Regions from separate parts of the Homo sapiens genome. Here region 1 is linked to region 2. A link is a loop called in an ENCODE intact Hi-C map of the cell type or tissue named here. Cell type or tissue: tibial artery. All regions are shown on one strand. Each heading gives the region's core, and the rest is flanking DNA. Links, peaks and the distances in the headings are about the cores only.

Region 1 (12,336 bases), core at 2,331-10,330, 87 kb before region 2:
TAAATGATTGCTTTTCCATCAGAGGGATGGTTAGGTGTAGTGGGCTGCTTCCGTATCTTCAGAGGTCTCCCTTGTGCCAGGATATGGTGCTGAACAAAAGTTGAGATCTCTGCCTTTGTGGACATTCCAGTCCAAGGGGGAATAAGGAGAGACATAGTCACACAAACAAAGATATGAACGCAGGTTGTGACAGGTTCCTGGAAGTAAGGAAGGTTTTATTTGAGAGGTGAGAGAGGTCAGGGAAGCTGAGATCTGAACATGGATAAGAGTTAGTCTGGTGCAGAGTGGAAGAAAAAGTGTCCCAGGGAGCAAGAACAGCATGTGCAAAGGCCTTGTGGTAGGAAATTGCCTGGTTAAGTCAAGGAATGCCAGCAGACTGGAGTGCAGTGAGAATGGTGGGAAGTGGTGCGAAGTGAGGCTGGCAAGGCAGCCAGGAGCCAGGCCAGGCAGGGGCTCACAGGCCATGGGAGGAAGCTTCCTGACAGCAAGGGGGTGCCACCCAAGGATGTGAATCAGGGGAGAGACATGCTCAGGTCCTTATCGTCCGCATGTCTCTCTGGCAGCCACTTGGAGAAGGCAGCTGAGCCTGACTCAAGGAGAGTAGGTAGAGGGCAAGAACAGTGGCCTGGGAGAGAGAGAGTGAGTGACAGCCCAGGTGAGGATGAGGCATTGGGGATGGAGTATTAGGACTTGCAAAGATTAACTCATGCTTGCAATCCCAGCACTTTGGGAGGCTGAGGCGGGAAGATGAATTGAGCCCAGGAGTTTGAGACCAGCCTGGGCAACATAATGAGACCCATCTCTACAAAACATTTAAAAATTAGCCAGGCATGGTGGTGGGTTCCTGTAGTCACAAGGTGGGAGGATCGCTTGAGCACCGGAATTCAAAGCTGCAGTGAGCCGTGATGGCACCACTGCACTCCAGCCTGGGCAACAGAGCAACACCCTGTCTCAAAAAAAAAAAAAAAAAAAGAAAAAAGAAAATCTGAAAAGCAAGTATCTGCAAGTTTCTAGCACAACCCACACTCCCACACTTTTGCCACTACTGAAACTATAACCAAAACCCAAACACGCAAACAAGGATTTTGTTCTTCGTAGATTTGAACTGCTTTTAGGCTCCTTGCTCTGACGCTTCCACCACTACTGCTGCCACTTTTGATGACACCCACACCACCTAACCTTTCCAGGATGCCCTCGGCCCGCCAGGCACTGTTCTGGTCACTTCGTGTACTCAATGCTGTGTTGCTGGCTTTTGCTAGTTGCTTCCATGGTTCTCCCAGGGGAGGGCCGCTGCCACAAGAAGTCAGCTCCGAATGGCCTTCGGCCTTGCATTCTGCCCTCTACTCAAGATCCAAATTCCCAGGAGAGTCAGGGAGGCCTCATGGGGAGCCCACCCCAACCCATGGCTGGCCTGGAGAAGGCACCTGGTTGATCATCTCACCAAGTAGGAAGGGGTTGCCTGCAAAGATAATCAGCTGCTGCCACCAGAAAAGGGGAGAGGCTGGCACAGGCTCGGTCTTCTCCCCTCTCAGGAGGCACCCCACTTTGCACCTACCACCCAGTCCAGCCCCTGCACAGGTGCGAGGTCCTGCAGATGCTTCTTTCTGCTGTTTCTGGAATGTTTCCCATTCTGTTAGTCTTATTTGGGGGTCTCGTCATTTCTTGCCTGCATTGCTGGAAGCTGCAGCCTTTGGGCTAGACCTTTCTCACACTGTGCCCTGTCCAGGGGGTTCTCTAAAACAAAAAATAGCAGACATTTGTCTGTCTGATAATCTCCTCAGCGCCCTGCACCCCCACAGCCAGCCTGGCCCACAGGCCTCCGTGAGCCCCCGCCCCAGGAGAGTCATTCACCTCCACACCTCCTGCTGGCAACAGTGGACACATCGCACTTTTTCGTGACATAACGTTCCCAGCCTCTGTGCCTTTGCTTCTGCTCTTCCAGCCCCCTTGCTGTTCCTTGCCCAAATGCTTCTCACTCAGCTCAGATGATGTTCCCTCCCACGGACTCTCACCCCAGCCCCTCTAGCATCCTCTGCCTACCTGGTTACTACAGTGTTCACATTATTTTGAAATTTCCTGTTTATTTTGTCAGTCAATAAATATTTATTGAGCATCTACTATAAATGCTGTATGGAGGTTACAGCAGTGAACAAATCAAATTCTAGCTGTCAGGAGTTAAGGGACAGGTAGCAAACAAGATATAAACGCTCCAGAGAAAAAATAATGGAGGAAGACGACAGCATTGTGCTATTTTCCACAGCACATTGGAGCGTAGCCGTGTGGGTGGATGTAGGGGAAGGGGGCTCCAGGTGGAGAGAAGCAGGAGGGCCAGAGCACATCCTCAGGACTCGTAGGCCAGGACCGGAACCTTGTGTTTTCCTCGAATGAAATGGGAAGCAGGGACCCCATGCTGGTAAGCAGTCTGCCTGCAGGCGGGTGAGGGTGGCGGGAAGCGCCTGGTGAGAGGGGCCGAGAGTCTGTTCCACACCTGCCTCCTCCCCACAGCGTGGTGCAGAGCAGGAGCCCAGCGAACATTGATCAGACAGCGTGGGAACGGCTTTTCCAGACTCCTTCCTTCCCAAGCATCTCTGGTTTTCGGTGACCACACAGACCCTTGGCCCTCTTCTCAGCTATTCAACGAGAGAGCAGATTTATGGATTGGAGACCCCCATCAAAAGTCCCCAGCCTGTGGCTCCCCAGGGTTAGGATCTCTGACTCAATGGGGCCCTGTGCACACTGGGGGATGTGAAGGGCCCGGGGCAGCGGTGGCTGGGGGTGCGTTTCGGGGGAGCTGCATGCTCTCACTGTGGTTCGTGGCTGAGCCCTGCCGATCTTATGTAACCAGAGAACTCAGAGAACCGCATCTGGCAGCGGCAAGTCTGGAAAGCTGGAAGAGCTCCATGCCAGGCTGAATCAATCAGCAGCCCCCACGCCCAGGGCAAACATAGGCTCTTTTGAAGATTGGAGATGTGCCCTGCCCAAGCCTTCAGAAACATTCTCGCATTTCAGAAGTGAACAAAAGCAAACAGCCCGGGACCTAATCCCCAAAACCTGGGCTGTAGGGAGCAGAGGTCCAGAGGACGCCACACCCCACATTTGAATATTTTTTTTTCTTGTCACGCAAACTTCCTGGGCAGGAACTCCAAGGGCTCAATGGACGGGAAGCAGGGTCCTTAAATACGTCCCCTCTTGGCTCTTGCCGTTCCAGGAGCCCCAGTTACCGGGAGAGGCTGTGTCAAAGGTAATCCTCTTCCCTGCATTCCTTATTTTTTCTCTTGTCTAGGTGGAGTCTGCACTCAGAGCCGGGGCCCTAAGTGTCAAGAGTCCTACATCATCTCTCCAGGGGGTCCCTGCCTCTGGGACCATCATCTCTGGAGCATCCTCCTGGACCTCTGGCAGCTCTGCCATCCCCCAAACCAGGAGGCAGAGGTCCCAGGGATCCGCGGAGCAGGGACACCAAGGTGGCCGTGGAGTGAGAGGCCCTGATGGGCCGTCAGACTCCATGACTGGAAGGAAGGCAGCAGAGCCGAGTGCTAAAGGCATGAGCTGCTGACAGAGATGCATGTGGGTTCAAACCCTGACATGCCACCTGCTAACTGTGAGATCAGATACAGCATTAAACGTTTCTCAGTCTCCCTTTCCTCATCTGTAAAATGCACTCATAACCGTTTCTTCTTCATGGGCATCACTACAGAGCTTTTGTGAGGATGGAAGGCAATGAGGAGGGGAGGAGGTGTCACTGGGGGGCAAAGTCAACACTGGCACAGGTGAGAGGAGCGGGGTGCAGGAATGTGGGGTGTGAGGCGACGGGCTCTGGGGAGGCCCCCAGTGCATGCTGCAGCAGCTCCCATTTGGGTGCAGCTGCGACGTGATGGTGTCCACTCATCTCTGTGAAGTGGCACCTTTGTTAACCTGTCTCTCGGGGAAGTCCTGGGAAGGCCGTCCAGCCCAGAGACCACAGTTCCAAGTGGCGATGCTGGGGTGCAAGGCCAATCCCGTCCCACGCTCACCAGGCTCTTCCCACCTGGGCTGCCTGCCTTGGTTTGACCGTACAAGGCTCGGGAGAGAAGCGGGACCTTCTCTCCTGGGTTGTGGTCAGCAGGAGGGGCCTGGCCCATGGGACTGAGGAGGTCCCAGTGAGGGGGCTTTCCCAGCCTCCTATCAGAACATAGGGAGGGACCATGGAAGGGCCAGGCTTAGAGCACCCTCAATGCCAGCAGGTCCCTCCTCCCTGTGCAGAAAGCCTGGGATTAGGGGTCAGCCTATGGGGAGGGGAGGCAGAGGAAGGATTGGAAGCCACTCGCTGGAATGTAGGCAGGACCATATATCTATATACAATATAATTATATATTACATATGATATATAGGGTTTTTTAAAAAAATGGAAATACCCTATTTCTGCTGATGTTAAAAGTTATGCCGGGTCTGCAAGTGGGCTGAGTATCTCAGGAAGGGGAGTAAGGAACTGGTAACAGTGGCCCCTCTGTGGGGCAGCACCTGACAGCTGATGGAGCAGGGAGGAGGGAGGCAGACTTTTTTCTGTGCCCCTTTGCTATATTTTACATTTTGTTTCATGAGCATGTAGTGCCTATCTTAAAACGCACCAAAATTTAAAAAATACAAGCTCATTGCAAAAAGTCAAACATTGCATAAGAGGAAAACAGATCATCAATAATTCCACCCCCATCAGTTGTCTCATCGTGTCGGGGGCTACCGTTCTAGTCCTTTCTTGCATGTTAGAGCGTGCACGCCCACACACACACGCACACGCGCGCACACACACGCACATGCACACACACGCACGCACACACACACGCACATGCACACACACGCACACACACACATGCACACACACGCACACGCACACACACACACGCACACACACACATGCACACGCCTGGTACATCTGTTGTTCTGTAACTTGTTTTCTGTTTTTCTTTCTTTCTTTCTTTCTTTTTCTTTTTTTAGATGGAGTCTCGCTGAAAGTAATTATATTACTTACCCGAGGCCTTCAAATACCGCTTCCACTGACAGCCTCTTGACTTCTAGCAAATCTCACTAACCTTGCCTTACCTCCTACCACTAATCTAATAGGAGAACTCTGTGATTATGGCTCCATTCTCCCGGTCAAAGTGCTGGAGTGCAATGGCCCAATCTCGGCCCACTGCAACCTCCTCCTCTCAGCTTGGTTCAAGCAATTCTCCTGCCTCAGCCTCCCAAGTAGCTGGGACTACAGGTGCCTGCCACCACTCCCAGATAATTTTTGTATTTTTAGTAGAGACAGGGTTTCACCATGTTGGCCAGGCTGGTTTTGAACTTCTGACCTCAGGTGACCCGCCCACCTCAGCCTCCCAAAGTGTTTGCTAGGATTATAGGCGTGAGCCACCGCGCCCGGCCTGTAACCTGTTTTCTTTCTTATCCCCAGTGCCTGAGACACCCCTGGTGCAGAGAGAGCCCCTACAAACATGCTGAATAGCCTGCTCCACCTAATCCCTAAATACTGCACAGTAAACCCTTACGTGGGTGTGACAGGAGTCATTTAAACTGTCTCCTTTCTTTCGGATCTTTGGGATGTTTACAATACTTCCCTGTTATAGAAAACAGTGATGACTTTCTTATTCGTGAATGTTTAGGAAAGGCTGTAGGACCTTTTCGTCACAGAGAAGTATGTTTGAAAAACTTTTGCCACATATTGCCAAATTGCCCCCAGCAGGGCCATCCCGATTTGCCACTATACTTTCGTGTATTGGTAGCAGGAATCGCCTCCACACCTCTTTGTGGAAATCTGCAGCTCTCTGAATCCTTGGCGGGCATGGGCGTGCGTCTCCCAGGTGTGGCACGCGTGGTTTACACACCAAGCCTGGTTCAGCTCTGCCAAGAAACCAGCGCTTTTTAGAACAATGGCTTAGCCAGGAGGGTGGTGCTGGGTTTTTCTTTATCGGCTTGGGTGTGGAATCGCGGACTGCGCCCCTCCAATCTGATCTGGAGAGTGGCTGACTGCGTGTGCAGAGCTCTGGGGGTGTTGGTCTGGGATTGTGCCATCAGCTTTGCAAGCAAGTAAGGGAGCGGAAAAGGCCGGGAAAGGCCCTGCCGCGAGCACGCTGCCAAGAGCCCCCAGCAGCAGTTCGGCTTAGGACTCGGGTTGCGGCGGGTGTCACCTTCTCAGGGGCTAGCAAGGCAGCCAGGGCCCAGGCGTCTGAGTGAGGGGCGGGAGAGGAGGCGAGGCAGAAAGTGGACCTTCCAGCGGAAAGGCCATTTTCCCCAAGGCCGAGCCCAGGGAAGTCCCTTCCTATAGAATTCAGGCAGGGTGGGAGGCAGGGCGCGCTCGTGCCCCTCAGCCAGCTGCAGGTGCTCTCTGTCCCCAGGCGCCATGAGCAAGATCAGCGAGGCCGTGAAGCGCGCCCGCGCCGCCTTCAGCTCGGGCAGGACCCGTCCGCTGCAGTTCCGGATCCAGCAGCTGGAGGCGCTGCAGCGCCTGATCCAGGAGCAGGAGCAGGAGCTGGTGGGCGCGCTGGCCGCAGACCTGCACAAGGTGCTCAGGCTGGGCGGCCGCCTTCTGCCAGTGTCGGGGCCATGCGATGGGGCGTGGGGGGAGGGGCTGGGGAGAGTGCGACCCAGAGAGGTTCAGGAAGGACTTGGGGCCACCTGGCCCCTCGGTCGCGGAGACTGGGCGCACCGCCCTCCCCTCCGCCGCGCCCCGCGCGCCCCCGCCGCCTCTTCCGCCCTCTGGCCTTTTCCTCCTGGCCCGGCCTCCGCGTCCCGCCCGCAGCGTCCCCCATTTCAACTTCCTGCTGCCCCGACACCCTGAACTTCTGGTCCTCCCCATTCCTCAGCCCCACGCAGGACCACTTGGTTCTCCACACCAGGAACCAGAGCAGCTTGGCACCCCGGAGGGCATGGGGGGCTCTCCCCTCCCTCCCAGTTCTCACAGGGGCTGTTCCGTCCCTCACCCTGAGCAAGACCAGACACCTCTGCATTCGCAGCCCCCTGCTGTCCCCACATGCTGCCTGGGGTCCAGCGCTCCGGAGCCCATCCTCCCACCGACTACCCTCTTTGCTCCTGCACTTTTATTTTTATTTTATTTTATTTATTTATTTGAGACAGAGTCTCGCTCTGTCGCCCAGGCTGGAGTGTAATGGCGCGATCTCGGCTCACTGCAACCTCCGCCTCCCGGGTTCAGGCAATTCTCCTGCCTCAGCCTCCCCAGTAGCTGGGACAACAGGCGTGTACCACCATGCCCGGCTAATTTTGTATTTTTAGTAGAGACAGGGTTTCGCCATGTTGGACAGGCTGGTCTTGAACTCCTGCCCTCAGGAGTTCCTCAGGAGGAGTTCTCGGCCTCTCAGAGTGCTGGGATTACAGGCATGAGCCACAGCGCCGGGCCTGCTACTGCACTTTTCAAGAAATGGCTCAGGACTTCTCATCTTAAACCAGAAACAACAAGGAAACCCATTCTGTTGACTTTACAGCTTCTGTGTTGCTCTTCACAGCCCAAGTTTATAAAAGAGACGCGTTTTCCGCCGTCTGCATCTCCTCTTCTCACCCCTGCTCCCCACAGGAGGCCCTGAGCGCCCAGCAGCCCTTGGTCCTGCATCCCCCTCCAGACAACTAAAGGGCCTGGCTCCCTCCACCCTGCCCGGATCCAGCTCCCAGTGCCCGAATCTATCCCCCCTCCCCGGATCCATCCCCCCCTCCCCGGATCCATTCCCACTGCCTGAATCTACTCTCCCCTGCCCGGCTCTATTCCCCCTACCTGGATCCATTCCGTTGCCCATGCCTGGTCCCTTCACCGGCTCTCTCCCCTGGGGCCGCAAACCTACCTGGGCCCCCCTCTGGCAGAAAGGGGTCCTCTCAGACCCACAGGTCCAACGGCTAATCCTGGCTCTGCTTCCCCTGGGAGCCTTCTGCGGCTGCCCCCACCCTGGGCTGGGTGAGTGACCCCCATCACCCTGGCAGCTGAGCAGTGGGGCTCCCCACTCGCCCCAGCTGCAGGCGGGCCCTGGCCCTGGAAGCTCACTCCGGCTCTGTCGCTGCAGAATGAATGGAACGCCTACTATGAGGAGGTGGTGTACGTCCTAGAGGAGATCGAGTACATGATCCAGAAGCTCCCTGAGTGGGCCGCGGATGAGCCCGTGGAGAAGACGCCCCAGACTCAGCAGGACGAGCTCTACATCCACTCGGAGCCACTGGGCGTGGTCCTCGTCATTGGCACCTGGAACTACCCCTTCAACCTCACCATCCAGCCCATGGTGGGCGCCATCGCTGCAGGTGCATGGCCCTGTGGGAAGGGAAGCTGGGGGAGCACCGTCCCCCAGCGTGGAGCCAAGCCAGGATGGGCTCAGGCCTGTGTTAAGAGTCCTGGGGTCAGATAAGGGTTTGCTGGGTCTGTCACAGGAGGCTGTGGGGACCAAGCTGTTTAGCCAGGCCTCTTGGTGCCTGAGGTCCAGTCAGGCTCAGGTGTCCACACCTGGTGATACAGAGAGGGCCTGCCTTCCCCCACCCCTGTTGGGGGGCTGGAGCTTCTGTCACCTAATATGCATCAGGGCTTCCTTCCTAGAATGGGCCAGCGCTGTTCTACCAACCGGGCCCCCAGAGCCTCTCTCCCCTTTCTGCTTTTCCTCCAACATCTCAGCAACTCAGAGGGCCAGGTGGTGCAGCTCTGGCCAGCGTGTGCCCGTGTGTGTCCCTCTGTCATGTGCCCGTGCGTGCTCCTGGGTGTGCCCCGTGACATGTGCTTGTTTGCTAACAACTCTTCCATCCACTGTCCCGAGGACACACAATGGAGGGGAGGCTTCAGGTGTGGTCCTTGGGAGGGCAGAGCCTCTGGTGAAGTACCCTGGGCATAGGCCTGGCTCGGTGTGCTCTGCAGGGAACTCAGTGGTCCTCAAGCCCTCGGAGCTGAGTGAGAACATGGCGAGCCTGCTGGCTACCATCATCCCCCAGTACCTGGACAAGGTGAGTTGCCCTCCAGGGCCTCGTAACTCCATGGCCTCATAACTGAGCTAGGGCCAGGTCTTTGGGGGGTGAGAAATAGTGAATTCTTGCAGCAAGGGGCCAAGCTACTGGTGGGGCTGAGGATTGTTCTTAGCAGCTGCCCTCTCTCATTGGGGTGAACAGAGCCCCTGGGCCAGGAAAGGCGGTCTACTGCCAGTTACTGCTACCCCCCGCCCAAGGTGGGGTGCTGAGCTTCGGGGCTGCTGGTCTTGGCCACTGCAACTCACCCACACTTGCAAGAGCGAGGAGGGGCTTGGTCTTTGCTGAGCCTCCCCTCTCTCCTTGCATGGAAGGATCTGTACCCAGTAATCAATGGGGGTGTCCCTGAGACCACGGAGCTGCTCAAGGAGAGGTTCGACCATATCCTGTACACGGGCAGCACGGGGGTGGGGAAGATCATCATGACGGCTGCTGCCAAGCACCTGACCCCTGTCACGCTGGAGCTGGGAGGGAAGAGTCCCTGCTACGTGGACAAGAACTGTGACCTGGACGTGGCCTGCCGGTGAGAGGCACGGGCCTGCTGGCTGCAGCAGTCCTTACTCTGCTTTCCAAGCACACATGACTGCACCTCATGCTGTGGGTCCACTCTGAGTAACACAGACACCCCCTGCCTCATGGAGCAGTGGTCCTTGCAGAAACTTACATGGGGGTAGGGGTGGGGACCACATGCACAGAAGACGTGTGGGGAGTCCCAGAAGGCTTCCTGGAGGGGGAGAGGTCTAGGCTGAGCTCTGTTTGCTGAGTGCGCATCACTGGGGAAGTGGTACTCCAAGCAGAGGCTGCAGAAAAAGCAGCTGTGGGACGTTCAGGACACAAGGAACTGTACTGGGTTCAGCCCTCTGATGGGGCAGGGCAATCTGAGTTCTGGAGAGCAGGCCCAGAGGGGAGAAGGGCCACCGCTGCTCGGGGTCTGGGGCAGAACCCGTATCTGCACCTCCTGACCCTAGCCAGGGCTCTGACCACCTCCATATCCCACATCTGTGGCCCCAGAGATGTAGGGGGGCCCGAGTAGCAGTGACACCTGGCTGTGCAGGACAAGGGCGTGATCAGGGAGCACGGAGGTTGCCCTCAACAGACGTCCTCTAGAAATTCCCCACCAGTCGCCGGTGAACATGATCAGGGCCATTGGGTCTGCTCGGTCCAGTGTCTAGAAGTGAGCAGACCGCTTGGGAGGACTCACTGGTGGCAAGGTCACAGCCGATGGCTTCTGCTGACCAGAGAGCTCAGGGGTCTGCAAAACGAGATGCAACTCCTGGGGAACCTTTTGGATTTAGTCCAGTCTGGGATTCTCACAGACGCATCGCCTGGGGGAAATTCATGAACAGTGGCCAGACCTGCGTGGCCCCTGACTACATCCTCTGTGACCCCTCGATCCAGAACCAAATTGTGGAGAAGCTCAAGAAGTCACTGAAAGTGAGTGTTGACCCCTTGGCAGGGTGGGATGAGAGGCTGTAAGGCACAAGGGGGGCCTGGCCCCTTAACCAACTTCTACAGATTTGGAAACACTGGATTTATTTTCTTCTAATATAAACATAATGCAAGCTAGGCATGGTGGCTCACACCGGTAATCCCAGCACTTTGGGAGGTAGAGAGTGGAGGATCACTTGAGGCCAGAAGTTTGAGACCAGCCTGGGTAACATAGCAAGATCCCATCTTTACAAAATATGTTTTTAAATTAGCCAAGCATGGTGGCATGGTGGTGCATGCCTGTTGTCTCAGCTACTTAGAAGGCTACGGCGAGGCTGGAGCATTGCTTGGGCCCAGGAGTTTGAGGCTGCAGTGAGCTATGATTGCACCACTGCACTCCAGCCTGGGCAACAGAACAAGACCCTGTCTCTAAGAGAAAAAAAAAAGATAATGCACACTCACTATAGATTATTTAGAAAAGATTAAAAAGCATAAAGAAGAAAAAAGCTCCACCCAGAATCCCACCACCCAAAGACAGACACTGCTGGCCTGTGTCTGTGCAGCCTTTGGGCAGGACGAGGCTCTGCGTCCTTACCCGAAGCCCCCACCTCTTCTCCACAGGAGTTCTACGGGGAAGATGCTAAGAAATCCCGGGACTATGGAAGAATCATTAGTGCCCGGCACTTCCAGAGGGTGATGGGCCTGATTGAGGGCCAGAAGGTGGCTTATGGGGGCACCGGGGATGCCGCCACTCGCTACATAGGTGCGTGACCCCTGAAGAGCACAGCCCACCTGCCCAGGCTGCAGGGGTCCCCAGCAAGTTCACAGCAAGTGGGCACAGATGCTTGATAAGCGGACACGACCTCGGGATGGGTATAAATTGCTTTCACCAGGGAGCCTGCGGTAGACTCCAGCAGGCAGGGGCTGAGGACAGCCCCTGCTTCAACCTCAGAATCCCCTCTCCCAGCAAAGGCCCAGAAAGAGGGGCCTCATCTCCCTGCCCCTCTGAAGCAGCAGGAGCAGGGACAGCAGAAGCCACAGGAGCCCCAGGTGTGCCCAGCCGTGAGGGGCCCCCAGTGCCCAGGCTGTGGGTCACCAGATGGGACCCTCTTGGCCCCGAGTTTGTCAAGGAGACAAGAGAATTCTGGCAGGGCATCAGGTGGCCGGCAGGTGCAGTGCCTGCTCCTGGAGACAGATCTCGGGTCCTTCCGTACAGGTTAACCTATAGTTGTCCCCAGTGGTCTGCTCAGATGGCATCCAGGACGCAGGTGCCTAGGGTACCTCTCTGAGGCCTCGTCCCTGCCCTTTTCCAAGCCTGGGCAGGTTTGCCTGGAAAAGGGTTGGAGCAGGGGTCTAGGTGCTTGCACTTTCCATCCGCGTGGGGGTCTCTGCGCCGTCCAACTCTGGCTTGTTTCCTGCCTCAGCCCCCACCATCCTCACGGACGTGGACCCCCAGTCCCCGGTGATGCAAGAGGAGATCTTCGGGCCTGTGCTGCCCATCGTGTGCGTGCGCAGCCTGGAGGAGGCCATCCAGTTCATCAACCAGCGTGAGAAGCCCCTGGCCCTCTACATGTTCTCCAGCAACGACAAGGTGGGTGGTGGGCCTGGGGTGCCCTCTGCCAGGGTCCTGGGGCCCACAGACCTGGGTTCAAACTGCAGCTTCACTGTTCTCTGGCTGTGTGACCTTGGGCAAGTCACTGGATCTTTCTGAGCTCCTTTCACCTCGTCTGTAAGATCAGGACAGCAGCATCACCTGAGGGCACTGAATGAGCGATCCTTGCCCAGGGCCCTGCACACAGGCATGGGGGCGGCTGCTGTCACTCTTTGCTCATGTGGTGCTGACAGCCACGCGGTCTGCAGGAAGAGCAGGAGATGGAGGCTAAGGCTCTGCCTCCACCTGCTCCTGTCCTTGTGGCTCCAGGCTATACCCAGGCA
Region 2 (9,897 bases), core at 787-8,786:
CTGGTCTCGAATGGACAGGTCTTTCTAGGAGCAAAGACAGCTCCTCTGTGAATCAAATCAATACTATTTTTCTTAACTCGAGTGCTTTCATATATATGATCTCATTAACCTTTATTATAACTCTGTTAGACAGATTAAGAAAACAGACTTAAATGGTCAAAATTCCCTAAACCTTAGTCCACTGTTCCATCTACCATGGGGAAGAGGCACAAGAAAGGAGGGTGAAACAGATGCTGGGGAGGCTAGACAAAGTGTCCCAGCATCTGCTGCCAATGTAAGTCACCAACTAGCAGTACTCCAAAAGATGCTGTAAGTAAGAAACTGGCTCGTCAACCAAAAGAGAAGTCATCTGACAATAACAAGTTGGCACTTTTCCTTTACCCCCAGTTTCTAATAGGTTATCTTGGCAATGTGGCTGGGGACAGCTTCTTGCAGCACCACTTCCAGGGGGTATATAAACTGCCACTCCAAATCCATTGCCCACATCTTCCTCAGGTCAGAGAAACAATTTGGGCTGAGTGTCTACTTCCTCTGCATAGCCATGCTCAGGTAAGATGATCCCAGCTCGAAGTCAGGGGAAAGTCCTAATTAGTCTATAAGCTAATCAGGATAGCCCCTTCCTCTTACCATTCATTAGCCTAGAAATAGGCAATGTGGACATGCTGAGGATGGGAGAACAGAGAGGTGAAACAAGTAGAGTCTGTTTTCTCTTTTTTCTACAGATGTATTCCCCAATTCAATCTGGGCTGCCACCAAGAGAGATAGAAGGCACAAGGATTGTTTTCTTTTGCATCCTAGTACAAAGAATCAGGGTTTTTTGATGGTACCACGGGGCCACTGAATTATCTAGCTCAGGAGAACCTCGGGACTGCTAATTATAAGAGAATCAATTCTGCTTATTATTTCATTTTTAAGTTTTTTTTTTTAAAGTTGATTTTTTTTTTTTTGGTGACTTATAGCATCTTATCTGATAAAGGGGATAAGTAAAGCTAGGTGGTGCAGCTTCTTTGCCAGCAAAATGTGTCTAATTTTTCTGTCACCTTATATGTTACTGTAGAAAAATGTGCTTAACATTCAAAGTAATACATATTCAAGGCAAAGAAGAAAAAGCACAAAGAAGGTACACAAATAATAAGGTCAAGCATGATGGACCAAAACATTATTTCTGGAATGGTACCGTCACTGGTTAATTGTGGAATAGTGGCCAAGCTATTTCCTTCTTTGTGCTGTTTTCCCATCCACAAACTACAGATAATTACATCAAGTTCTATTCTGCTTCTCAGGATTGTTAGGAGGAAAAAAGGAGTTATGTGTAAATATGAACAACTGGAGCAACGCTGGTGGCATCATTCAATACACAGAAACACAGACATTTTAAATAGTTTATAACAAAAGCTACAGGTACAGTATACCAGAAAGCAGGATTTAGTACTTTAACAATTAAATGCTATATATTTAATAGTTTATCTAGTGTTAATAAGTAGTGTCAGCAAAAACTGCCAAATTGCCATCTTCCCATAGGAAAAGGAGAATTTCCATTACCTATGTAGCGTGTGGCCTCATCAGTCTCCCCACCAAAAGCTATCTTTTGTCCTTCAAGCAAACTTAGTATCCTCTTAAAATGACGAAGATTGATGATCCTTTCATAATCAGGAGACTCTTTTATATTTTCTCCATAAAATTCCTATTTAAAACAACAGGAGTATATAAATGTCACAAAGACCCACAATTCAATTTCAGTAAGTACAAAATCCAGCCATGCCCCAAAATCAATCTGGTTTTATATCCTCACAGAATCTAACACCCCACCCCTCAAGTAATTTAACAGTAGTATGATAGTAGCAAGTTTCAGCTTTTTGGCAGGTCGAGGACCAGAAAATAAAGCATGCACACACACAGAGATCTGTCATTGTCCATAGTTCCAAAGGTTCTTATGGATCTCTTAGAGTCCACCCACAGGCCTTCACCTCCTGGGGCTGACAGTGGGAGCAGGCTGGGGAAAGAAGTCTTGCTCTGCATCAGAGTTGCCTATTTGTTAGCACATTGGCTGTGCCTGCTTTCCCCCTACAGTAAGTTCGGTAGTTACAGCAGAGACCCTAACATCTGCAAAGCCTGAAATATTTACCATCTAGCCCTTTACAGAAACCATTTGCCAATCTTTGCTCCACTTTGTTGTTTTGGTCTTCTTTGAACTGGTATTTCCACCACTTACACATGATGGTGAAACCACCCGAAGGATCAAAATACAGCTTTGGTAAATTACCAAGGTAAAAGAACGTCAATAATCATACAATCAATATTTACTTAGTAAAACAAACAAAATTACTGAATTGCTGCATCACTTCAAAGCCTTGTGAGAGTTCCCAATTTCATCCCAAATCAAAATGAACATTGTTCATCCAACCTCTACCAAGAGCAATTCTCAAGTCTGGGTGGTCGGAATCACTGGTGCAGCTTGCTAAAATGCATGTGCCTGGGCTCTGACTCGAGAGTCACCAACAGTAGTTTTCAATGCTGAATGCATCATAGAATCACCTGGAGGCCTCAGACGAGCTGAATCTTTGGAGGGTAAGGCTTGCAAACTTGTTTTTAAATGGCTCACTAGGGTAACATGTAGCTTGAGAACCACTGTGTTAAGAGTATAAATGCCTCAAAGGGAGGCAGAGGCCCTTATTCCTTTGAAATTGAATTCATCACCACACTCAACTAAGCATTCTCCAATTCCCAAATATTTTCAATCTCACAAGTATCTTTAACCACTCTCTCTTCCCACATACCCTGAATCTGGGCAACTCTCCCTTCATGTGCTCATCTGGATCCATTTTTAGTCCTATGACTAAAAATGATAGTCCAATTTCCATGTCAAGACCCTAGCACCTCATCCCCCAAGTTACTCTGCCTGGAACACATAGTGAACTATTGTCCTGAACTTCCTGGTACATAATTTTCTCTTTTTTTTTTTTTTTTGAGACAGGGTCTCACTCTGTCACCCAGGCTGGAGTCCAGTGGCACATTCTTGGCTCACTGCAGCCTCCGCCTCCCAGGAGGATCAAGCGATCCTCCTACCTCAGCCTGCCAAGTAGCTGGGACCACACGTACACGCCGGTACACCTGAATTTTTGTATTTCTTGTAGCGACAAGATTTTGCTACGTTGCCCAGCTGGTCTTGAATTCCTGGCCTCAAGTGATCTGTCTGCCTTGGCCTTCCAAAGTGCTGGGATTACAGGAGTGAGCCACTGTGCCCAGCCAATTTTCTCTTTTTTTGTTTTTTTGAGACAGAGTCTTATGCTGTCACTCAGGCTGGAGCACAGTGATGCAATAATGGCTCATTGCAGCCTTGAACTCCTGGGCTCAAGTGATCCTTCTGGCTTCAGCCTCCTGAGTAGCTGGGACTACAGGCATGTGCCACCATACCCAGCTAACCTTTTTTTCTTTTGTAGACACAGGGTCTCATTATGTTGACCAGGCTGGTTTTGAACTCCTGGGCTCAAGCGATCTTCCCACCTTAGCCTCCCAAAGTGCTCGGATTACAGGAGTGAACCACCACAACGGCGACAATTTTCATATCTTTTTTTCTTTTGAGATAAAATCTCATTCCGTTACCCAGGCTGGAGTGCAGTAGCATGATCTTGGCTCACTGCAAGCTCCACCTCCCGGGTTCAAGCAATTCTTGTGCCTCAGCCTCCCAAGTAGCTAGAATTATAGGTGCGTGCCACCATGCCCGGCTAATTTTTGTAATTTTAGTAGAGATGGGTTTTGCCATGTTGGCCAAACTGGTCTCTAACTCCTCACCTCAAGTGATCAACCTGTCTTGGCCTCCCAAAGTGCTGGGATTACAGGCGTGAGCCACCATGTCTGGCCAACAATTTTCATTTTCAGATCACATGCATTACTCTTTGGTGTTTTTGATCCTTCCTTTTAGTGCTCAATTAACATCTGTCGAGTAAACAGTGACTGCTCCAATAATTTCTTTCATCTGAGGGGTTAATGATCCTCACCCACTGCTGAACTCAGTCACACTGGTCATTTGGTCATCCCATTCTTCTTTTTTTTTTTTTTTTTAAAGACAGAGTCTTGCTCTGTCGCCCAGGCTGGAGTGCAGTGGCGTGATCTTGGCTCACTGCAACCTTTGCCTCCCGGGTTCAAGCGATTCTTGCCAGGGTTCAAGCAAATCTCGTGCCTTAGCCTCCTGAGTAGCTGGAATTACAGACATGCACCACCATCCCCGGCTGATTTTTTTGTATTTTTAGTAGAGACAGGGTTTCACCATATTGGCCAGGCTGGTCTTGAACTTCTGACCTCAAGTGATCTGCCCCCCTAGGCCCCCCAAAGTGCTGGGATTACAGGCATAAGCCACCGTGCCCAGCCCCCATTCCTTTCTACCAACTTAAATCCTATATTTCTTCAAGTCTTGGCTTAGGACTCTACATGCAGTCTTCCTTGGTTCCCTCACTGCAAATATTTACTTTAAACACGCTGAAAGATTGTTAATTATATAAAGGGTATACTGTAAGTAGTTATTTAATTAAGTCACTCCTCCAAACTACTGGCCACCCTAGGCCCTCTACATACACAAAAACTGATAACCTTCAGCAGCAATGGCCAATATGCCAAAGAGTCTCTCTGATTATACCTAAAGGGTTGGCAACATTCCCTCAAAACCACGGACACACGATTATTTAACTTTTTTAAAAAAAGTATATGCCACAACTAATCATCAACAAATCAACTAGACAGTTTAAGTAGATTTAACACCAATGCAACCTTGCTCCCAGCATATATTCTATGGTACACATAGCATTTTCATATTAGTCAATAAGTTCACTGAGTCACATATGATTTTGAAATTTTCCTGAAGGGAGAAACAAATGGGGATGCTGCCTGCGAATAGTTAATTTGACTCCTTATCTTATTAAAATCAGTGGAATCAGATGTTTTTAATACAAACCTTCACTGTTTCCTTAATCTTCCATACAATTTGATTTTGGAGGGATGCTTCACAGAGAATATAGTCGGGTGCAATGCAGGTTTGGCCACAATTCATGTATTTTCCCCAGGTTATGCGTCTGAGGGGAAAACATCCAGAACAGCTATATAATTCAGTAATTCAGTCAAATATTCATTTGTTACATTGTGTTGTTTGAATGTCTTGCAACTAAAATAGATTCATATATTTATCTGGCAATTTTTATAAAAAAGTTAAAAACTCATTTCTAAATCAGTTGTTTGGAACTTAGAAAGTATTTTCCAAATGAGGTGGAATATTTTACATAGCAGGGAAGTTCTCAGGCCAGCTCACGGCAAACAGTACTTGGTAAACAGTGAAGCCATTGCCTGCTGCAGGAAAAGAGGAGAAACAGCCTCCCAATGTCCTTTCCCCTCTTCCAGTCCAGCCAAAGGAAAGTCCTGGATGACCAGAGTTCGGTACAGACTCTCCTGGTTGTGGCTTTTGGCTCTGCCTGCAAGATGTTCAGGTATAAAGCAGGATGTCAGCCAGCCTCCAAGGCCATCCTCCTCTTTGTGGAGCCCTGCCCCACTTGGGAAGACCTTTCCTATGCATGGGCAGAAACCCATGCCCTAAACATTCACTAACTGAGGGTGTCTGGTTTTGACAAATGGATTTCTACTTAGGAAGCCAACCTGGAACCCTGACCTGGAATCTCTGAAGGGCAGAGAAAGCCACACCACCCAGAGCACAGAGTCAGTTCTATGATTTGGCACTTCTTAGTAGCTAAACCGGATTTAGCAGAGAGAACCTGAAACCTCTTATTTTCTAATTTTCAGATGCAAGATGTTATTCACAGTTAAAAAATGAGGAACACTTGTTTTGCCCACAAAGGATCTCAGTTAAGATATCAGCATAATACCCTCTCAAATGGGCATTTAAAGATTTTATTAGGCACACACAATACTTTGGATTATGTACTTCACAGATCACTGGCCAGAAGAACGTTAAAATTTCTTGCTAGATCTAGCTGTAATCTTGAGAACAGATATAACTTTTTTAAAATTCCTAAGGACAACCACATGATGTCAGGACTTACAGCTCACCATTTTTGACAGTGGCGCCAAGAGACAGTGAAAGACTCCTGTTACTCTTGAGGACATCAACCACCAAAGCTTAATAATGTATCTTGGAGCCATAAGGTATGGGGTTCAAGTACAAAGAGTAACATTGTCAGGAAAAGTCTCCATTGTGCTGGGAAAACCTCAGAAAATCAGAGAGCCAGACTCACCTGCAAACAATGTCCAGGTCACAATCTTTATCAATATAACATGGACTTTTCCCTCCCAGTTCAAGAGTCACAGGGGTCAGATGCTTGGCAGCAGCTTCCATGACAATTTTGCCAACCGCAGTGTTTCCCGTATAGAAAATGTGGTCAAATCGCTGCTTCAGGAGCTCCGTGGTTTCCTCAACACCACCATTAATAACAATATAGAGATCCTCAAAGAAAGAGAAACACAAACTCTTGCACTGCCAAATAAATCCTAACGTCTAACATCAGCAATCTCTTCAACATAAACATGTAACATTCAGTAAAACCCAGAGAGTGTCAAGACCAGTCCCTGTGAGGGATGGGAGAGGGAACTGACCAAGGACAAGAGGAGAACACACAGTCCGATGGCATCTGGGAAGCATGAACCCACATAGAACTAATCTGGAGACTCCAGTGTTTTTTTACATGAGCTCAGCAACAAAGACACTAAGGAGAACAAATGGTTGAATTTGACCAGGGAAAATGCATGAGACGCGGGTGTGTGCAGAAGTGCCTCTGGTGAAGAGTGGCTCCCACAGGACAGGTCATGCATGTCTTAGTCTGAATGTTCTCTGTCTCACAACACAGAGTGGGCTTAGCCCACGCTATTCTGAATGAATGGTATATCCGGCACAGTAGCTGAGAGCGCTTGCTTTTGAAGTGTATCTGGTTTGAATCTGGGCTCTGCCACTCACTAGCTTATGCAACCTTAGGCAAGCTACTGAACATCTCTGAGCCTCAATTTCCTCATCTGTTACTGGGAGAATTCACGTAGCTTCTGTGGACTGAGCCCATCTATGCATTGTGCTATCATTACCAGCTATTCTAAGAGAGAACATCTTGGACAATAACAGCATCAAAAGTAAGAGAACAGATGGCAAGCAAGGAAGACAGAGAGGTATTCAAGACTCCAAGGTGGAAGTGTGAAGTAAAAGCTGGCTTGTGGATCTCATGTTTCCACTTGAAGGCGAATTAATTTCATTCACTTCATGGTTCAGCTGCCCAACAAATGTTTCAAGCTTTAACTTTTCTATGGCTTAATCTACATAGCATATATTATTGATCCCCTAACACGGTAACTGAAGCTGGTAGAGCATTATTATCCTCCTTATCCGGACAGAGTCAGTTATTGAAGAATTTACCCCTGGTCAGGGGCAAAGCGGTACCTTCAACCTCTATCTTCTGGTTCTACGTCCTATTCAATCCTTGACATCTCACTGTCTTCCATTTCATCTTTCTTGATTGGATCATCACAGCTATTAGAACAAAATGGCTCTAACAAAGAGAAAAATATCATTCCAAGAACCAGAACTGGCCTCAATCCATCACAAGTTGATGTACAGAATACAGGTAAGATATTTTTAAGCTGTATTTCGCTTAAAGCTAAATGAAGACTCCTCCCTGTAGCAACTGCATGTAGAACTCAGCAGTGCCAATTTCTTCGCGGCATCATAACTTCCTCCCCAGGAAGGCATAAGAACCTCTGACTCAGACAGATGAACTACCCGCAGTTGGGCAGATCATTTTCTTTATTCAGTTCTTGATATTCTTAAATGCCAGCATGTTAAGTCAGTGTGAGGATCTGCCCTCTAGTTCAGGAGGGCACTTTTTGTGTATGTGTGGCATGTTTTCATGCCACAGACATGTCTTTTTTGAAAGCAGAAGTACTCTTATAGGCTGGGTGAGAGGTGAGAGCGTGCGGGCAACCCTTGCTCGCTCTCAGCACCTCCTTGGCCTTGGCACCCACTCTCGCCACGCTTGAGGAGCCCTTCAGCCCACAGCTGCACTGTGGGAGCCCCTCTCTGGGCTGGCCAAGGCTGGAGCCGGCTCCTTCTGCTTGTGGGAAGGTGTGGAGGGAGAGGCGCAGGCAGGAACCGGGGCTGCGCGTGGCGCTCACAAGCCAGAGCGAGTTCTGGGTGGGCGCAGGCTCAATGGGCCCCACACTCGGAGCAGCTGGCCGGCGCCGCCAGCCCTGGGCAATGAGGGGCTTAGCACCTGGGCCAGCTGCTGAGGAGGGTGCCCCGGGTCCCCCAGCAATGCCAGCCCACCAGCGCCACACTCGAATTCTCGCCGGGCCTCAGCCACCTCCCCGCAGGGCAGGGCTCGGGACCTGCAGCCCGCCATGCCCAAGGCCCCCACCCCGCCCCTGGTGGGTTCCCATGCTGCCCGAGCCTCCCTGATGGGCGCCGCCCCCTGCTCCACAGCGCCCAGTCCCATCGACCGCCCAAGGGCTGAGGGGTGCAGGCGCGCAGCGCTGGACTGATGGGCAGCTCCACCCACAGCCCCGGCGTGGGATCCACTAGGCAAAGCCAGCTGGGCTCCTGAGTCGGGTGGGGACTTAGAGAACTTTTATGTCTAGCCGGAGGATTGTATATGCACCAATCAGCACTCTGTGTCTAGCTTGGGGTTTGTGGATGCACCAATCAGCACTCTGTATCTAGCTAATCTGGTGGGGATTTGGAGAACTTTTATGTCTAGCTAGAGGATTGTAAAAGCACCAGTCAGCACTCTATGTCTAGCTCAAGGTTTGTAAATGCACCAATCAGTGCTCTGTGTCTAGCTAATCTAGTGGGGACTTGGAGAACTTTTATGTCTAGCTAGAGGATTGTAAATGCACCAATCAGCATTCTGTGTCTAGCTCAGGGATTGTAAACGCACCAATCAGCACCCTGTCAAAACGGACCAATCAGCTCTCTGTAAAATGGACCAATCAGCAGGATGCGGGTGGGGCCAGATAAGGGAATAAAAGCAGGCTGCCCAAGCCAGCAGCGGCAACCTGCTCGGGTCCCCTTTGACACTGTGGAAGCTTTGTTCTTTCAGTCTTTGCAATAAATCTTGCTGCTGCTGCTCACTCTGGGTCCGCACTGCCGTTATGAGCTGTAACACTCACTGCGAAGGTCTGCAGCTTCACTCCTGAGGCCAGCGAGACCACGAACCCACCGGGAGGAATGAACAACTCCAGACAGGAGGAACTAACAACTCCAGATGCGCCGCCTTAAGAGCTGTAACACTCACCACGAAGGTCTGCAGCTTCACTCCTGAAGCCAGCAAGACCACGAACCCACCAGAAGGAAGAAACTCCGAACATGTCCGAACATCAGAAGAAACAAACTCCGGACACACCATCTTTAAGAACTGTAACACTCACTGCAAGGGTCCGCGGCTTCATTCTTGAAGTCAGTGAGACCGAGAACCCACCAATTCCAGACACATGGGCATGGTGGCTCACACCTGTAATCCCAGCACTTTCGGAGGCCAAGCTGGGCGGATCACCTGAGGTCAGGAGCTCGAGACCAGCCTGACCAACACGGTGAAACCCCATCGCTACCAAAAATACAAAAACTAGCTGGGCATGGTGGCACACGTCTGTAATCCCAGCTACTTGGGAGGCTGAGGCAGAAGAATCGCTTGCACCCAGGAGGCAAAGGTTGCAGTGAGCCGAGATCACACCACAGCACTACAGCCTGGGTGACAGAGCAAGATTCCATCTCAAAAAAAAAAAAAAAGTACTCTTATATAATCACAGAAAAGTACATTTTGTTAGAACAAAAGAGATTGTTAGTAACAGAAATATGTCAGCACCCAGCACAGTACCAGTCCCTCATTAAATAATCCATTAAATGAAAACACCTAAAATCAT

What was found. Hi-C counts contacts between places; a loop is a spot of excess contacts. Peaks named below come from ENCODE experiments on the same cell type or tissue, not always from the same donor. Only the 100,000 strongest peaks of a DNase experiment are listed, where the experiment ranks them.
Region 1: a loop joins it to region 2, with 4 times the contacts of the local background. A loop is called at or near these places in 43 of 110 quality-filtered maps.

What each region holds. Positions count from the first base shown.
Region 1 is chr17:19,739,164-19,751,499 of GRCh38, reverse strand. It overlaps ALDH3A1 (aldehyde dehydrogenase 3 family member A1), which reads left to right and starts at 3,202. Exons shown (of 11, transcript NM_000691.5): 1 at 3,202-3,241; 2 at 6,366-6,532; 3 at 8,037-8,268; 4 at 8,870-8,955; 5 at 9,288-9,496; 6 at 10,290-10,407; 7 at 11,023-11,164; 8 at 11,826-11,992. The coding sequence starts at 6,371. RefSeq lists enhancers at 966-1,245, 5,526-6,493 and a silencer at 6,553-6,612. In tibial artery, for the core only: a CTCF peak has its summit at 6,441; a DNase peak (open chromatin) is centred at 6,433; H3K4me3 peaks cover 1,148 bases; H3K27ac peaks cover 1,914 bases.
Region 2 is chr17:19,652,914-19,662,810 of GRCh38, reverse strand. ALDH3A2 (aldehyde dehydrogenase 3 family member A2) reads right to left here. Exons shown (of 10, transcript NM_000382.3): 4 at 6,237-6,445; 5 at 4,949-5,066; 6 at 1,543-1,684. It also overlaps the pseudogene LOC124900397. Among named protein-coding and RNA genes, the nearest start is that of ALDH3A2, 9.1 kb to the right of the region's middle. In tibial artery, for the core only: no CTCF peak of the experiment used is centred there; no DNase peak of the experiment used is centred there; H3K27ac peaks cover 592 bases.